Linked DNA regions of Mus musculus: region 2 is linked to region 1. The links are chromatin loops, found by intact Hi-C in ENCODE. Cell type or tissue: left cerebral cortex. All regions are shown on one strand.

Region 1 (2,500 bases):
TAAAGATCAGAGGAGTGTAGTGACTTGCTGGTGTGTGTAAGAGCCAGGACCTTGAAATACTCCGGGGGAGAAATGAGTCAGACATTCACCGAAGAGACAGAGTTGGATTAATCTACTCTGGTGAGCAGACTTTTTACGCACAGCCAAGGACAGAAGAAAACCCTCCACACAGGTGATACCAATAGGCTGCCACTAGCATCTGAGAACATCCTCTGGGCGGGCTTCCTAGGAGCAATACTGATGCTGCCTTGCGTGTCTGCTCCTGCTGCCCTTACTTTCTAACTTTGTCTGCTAAATTAGGAAGTCAAGATGCAGTTAGCACGGCCATGAGGACCAGACTCCGCTTTTGTTTGGCCCCTCTGAGGCAGCTCCCGAGGCGGAGCTCCAGTAGTCCACCTCGGATCTTTAACACCACCGCTCCTTCGTTTTTTATAGCTACTATTCTTTTTTTTTTTTAAAGTCATTGAAATGATTGCTTCACAAAGTTTTGTTTTGTTGGTTTTTTTTTGTTTTTTTGTTTTTTTGTTTTTGTTTTTTTGTTTTTTTGGTTTTTCGAGACAGGGTTTCTCTGTATACCCCTGGCTGTCCTGGAACTCACTTTGTAGACCAGGCTGGCCTCGAACTCAGAAATCTGCCTGCCTCTGCCTCCCGAGTGCTGGGATTAAAGGCATGCGCCACCACGCCCGGCTGAAAAGTTCTTATTTATTGCTCTTTAATATTTTCTAAAGCAATGCAGTTATTACAGTAAGTTTGAAAAGTATAGAGGTATAGAAATAAGAAAACAGTAATATTTCTCTCCCTCCATTCCCTCTTTTCTTTTCCTTTTGCAGAGATATGCATTGGACTCAGGCCTTGTACATGCCAGACAAGCACTCGGACTCTGAGCTCTTGGCCTTCTTAGATTTCTTCCTATGAATGAATATATATGAATATATACATATGTATATGTATATATATGTGTATATGTGTGTATACATAGAATATATATATAATCTTTTCCTATTCATATAAATTTTACTGTCAATCATTATCCTATCCATACTTTGCACATATAATATCCTTTCTTGAATTATTTTAAAGAACATTGTATGTTAATAAATGATTTGAAAACAGTTTTTAATGGCTCCATGGTAGTCCATTGCAGGAATAAATCAGAGTGTATTTATTTTAATCTCCCTCAGTATTTCTAATATTTTACTTTCATAAATAAACAATACCTGATGAAGTTTTGCATATAAACCTTTGTCCAGATCTCTGTTTCCTTGACAGTAGACTTCACACATAAAAGGGTGACAATTCGCATTCAGGGTTCATCTGGGTTTAGGGCAACTGAACTCCGGGATGACTGCTTTCTGCATGAACCTCAGGCTGCCAGTAGGTGTCGACTTTGCCTCATGTTTCTTCTTGCAGCTCTTTATCCATTTATTTTCAGGATCATCTTTGAAGGGCTGTGGGAGAATGCATTGTTAGTAAGTCAATAGAGTTCAAATATAAAATTTGAAGTCTCTCCCAAGGGTCACAACCCCGAGTGCCCGAGGGCTTGGCTATTTTTCTTTTCTATGTGTTGCTGATTGTATCCAACCCAGCAGCCTATGTGGTGCTGACCTGCTACTGAGAGAAATACAGTCAGTCAGCACAGCCTGCAAGGCTCTCTAGGAATGTGTACACATGCATCATACACACACACACACACACACACACACACACACACTCACACACGCACACACGCACACACGCACAAGGAGAGGGGAAAGACATTCGCTTTTGCCTAATGAGTGTATTCTTGAAGCATCCTATAATTAAAAATTGATAACCTTATAGAGATATCTATTTTAGACAGCCTCCTTTCTAAATAAGGAAACTGAGTCTTGGAGAGGTTAACTTGTTAACATGGTACAAGTATTGAGATGGTTAATCGCTGTTGTTGATGTGTTTAGATTGAGAGTCACCGGGGAGACCGAGGCACACGTCTTAATGTATCTGTAAGGACATTTTCAGGATGGCTTAGTGGAGAGGGAATGATGAACCTGAGTGTGGGTGACATTGTCCCACGGTCTGAAGGCCCAGATGGAATAAGAAGAGGAAAGAAATAGCAAGCCAAGCTACTGCTGGCTTTCCTGGACTGCCAAGGTGTGTCTACTCAGCTTTTACCACGCCTTCGCTGTGCCACGGAGAACCAACACCTCTGGCAACTGGAGTTCAACATGTTTTTTCTCCCTTAAGATGTTTCTTTATGGTGTTTTGTCACAACGATGAGAAATTTGATGAGCGCATGCTATGCTGAAGCAGAATTCAGATCCGGACATTTACCTTTTAAAAAAAGAAAAAATATATTTTTCTATCTGTATGTACACCTGCATACCAGAAGAGAGCATCAGATCATATTATAGATAGCTGTGAGCCCCTGTGTGGTTGCTGGGAATTGAACTCAGGACCTCTGGAAGCCCATACAATGATCTTAACTGCTGAGCCCTATCTCCAGGCGCAAGCACACTTATCT
Region 2 (2,500 bases), 730 kb after region 1:
ACTTAGTCACACAATCATACACACTCACACACATATACACACTCACACAGTTGCACACACAAAAAATATACATACAGTTACACCAACATACATACACACTCACACACATTTGCACACACCAACATAATCACACACATATTCACTCACATACTCACACAGTCTCTCATACACACACATTTAGACACTCACACACACTCACATACACACATACACATTCACACACACTCATATACATTCTCACGCAGTCACACACACTCATACACTCAATCACAATCACACACTCACATACACACTCACACACACCAACATACTCACACTCACTCACACACCCATACACATACACTCACACACACACACACACACATATACTCAGATACACACAGTCACACACATTCACATGCATATATACATACACACACTCAGTACCTAAACCTAGGTCTCCATGCCACAAGGACACTTCTTTCTCTGACTCCTTTGACATTCTCTTCAAACAGGTTTTCTTCCTGTGACTGACAGCAGCCTCTAGCAGCCCTTGACCCCCATCCTCTCCACTCCCCCGCATAAGATGCCTTCATCACCAGCTCTTCATAAAACCAACTGAGGAAAGGCATCTAACAGGACAGGATTTTGTCACATGTCCTGTCCTTAAACCAACCACTGCAACCAGAGGAGTGGGGTACTATGCCCACCTCTGGCCAAGGCCATGGAGTCATGGAGTTTGCAACCCTTAATAATCACAAAGAAGGAGACTAGGAACAAGTGCCCCTGCGCCAGCCAAATAGGTGCTTCTGTTAGATTAATGGCAGTTATTGGTGCAGGATCTCATTTAAGTAGAGGCTGTCTTGGAAGCCAGGCCTCAACCCAGTGGAATGTTTCCAGTGAATCCAAGTTCATTAATGAAGACTGAAGAAGGGAGAATCTTGCAGAGTCCACAGAGAACCTCAGAAGATGACTTCTTCCTTTCCTCCCACACAACGAGAACTGAAAGCCAGGCATTTGTGTGTGTTGCTTCTCCTTTTAGGTTTAATTCAACGTGAGAGGACTCTGAGCCTTAAGCAAGTGAGCAAGGGAAAGTCTGTTCGTTGTGTGGGTAATAAATAAATAACGTCTCTCTCTGAGAGATGTGATGCTCGACTCCACTGAGCCACTTGGTAACAGCCATCTGACATTACAGAAGCTTTTCCTGTGAGACCACAAATATCTAAGCCATTTCCCTTTTCAGATGACTCCAGCTAATGGCTTTCTGTGCTATTAGTGGAACATATCCAACAATCTTTGATTTGTGGTTGTTTGATTGGGCCCTGAAAGGAGAGGCTGTTTCCTTGCAAGGAGGGATAATTGCCTGGGAATTCTTCAGAGTGATATCATTCCTGTGGAGTTGGAGGGGACATCAATTTTCTTGACACTGAGAATGTTTGGGGGGGGGGGGGGCAAGGACTTTTGAATCTCATCACACAAACCCAAAGCCACAGCTTAGCAGGTCAATCCAAATAACTTTAAGCAAAATGTCAGCCTTCAGACTGTGTCTAGGTCAAGTGATGTGTGTGTGTGTGTATGTGTGTGTGTATGTGTGTGTATGTGTGTGTATGTGTGTGTGTGTATGTGTATGTGTGTGTGTGTATGTGTGTGTGTGTATGTGTGTGTCTGTGTGTGTCTGTGTGTGTATGTGTGTGTATGTGTGTGTATGTGTGTGGTGTGTTTGTGTGTGTGTGTGTGTGTGTGTGTGTGTGTGTGTGTGTGTGTGTATGCAGGAGGGGTGAGGAGTATCCATATGTGGAATGTATTTGTTCATGGTGTGACAACCTATGGTGCCAGTCCTCAGGTGCCCTCCACCTTTTGTCTCTCAGTGGCCTGGAACTCGACATGGGCCAGGCTAGTTGGCTCTTAATCCTGGAGATTCCCCCTGTCTCTGCTTCCTATATCACAGTATTTGGATCACAGGTGTGCTCCATACATGTTTTAAAAAATAAAAATAATAAAAACTTTGGATTCTGGAGATCCAAATTCAAGTCTTCAACTTGTAAGGCAAATACGTTACCAACTGAACCATCTCCCCAACCCTCTGCCTCTGAATTCTGAATCCTTCCCAGTCGCTGTGGTGCAGTCCGAGTGGAAAGAGGGCACCACACACTCCTCATTGACAGGAGAGAAGACAACAGTTTGAACCGGACAGTTGCAAGAAGAGCCACGTGCTTATGGTCCCACTTTAGGAGTCTTTGACACCATCTGCTCCAAAGGAAATGACCCTAACGATCATCGCTGTCTGATTGATGCTTCCAAGGCCCCAGCAGGAAGGACACCATTTGTTTTGATGCTGGGAACCTATCTTGCTTTTGAAAGCATAACAGCCAAAGGTTATCTTGGGCACAGAAGGGACTTTTTGTCCTTGATGAGATTTTTTTCTTTCGGAATAATTTGAGATTTGCAGGAAGGCTGCTGATACAGTGCAGAGAGTTTCTGTGTGCCTGCCGTCTACTGCTGGTCACAGCTGTCACTACCT

What was found. Peaks named below come from ENCODE experiments on the same cell type or tissue, not always from the same donor. Only the 100,000 strongest peaks of a DNase experiment are listed, where the experiment ranks them.
Region 2: it touches region 1 in a loop (4-fold over the local background); 16 of 42 quality-filtered maps call a loop at or near these places.

Annotation. Positions count from the first base shown.
Region 1 is chr17:79,109,651-79,112,150 of GRCm38, forward strand. No RefSeq gene overlaps it. Among named protein-coding and RNA genes, the nearest start is that of Qpct, 59 kb to the left of the region's middle. In left cerebral cortex, a CTCF peak has its summit at 1,373; a DNase peak (open chromatin) is centred at 1,426.
Region 2 is chr17:79,834,915-79,837,414 of GRCm38, forward strand. No RefSeq gene overlaps it. Among named protein-coding and RNA genes, the nearest start is that of Atl2, 60 kb to the right of the region's middle. In left cerebral cortex, no CTCF peak of the experiment used is centred here; a DNase peak (open chromatin) is centred at 976.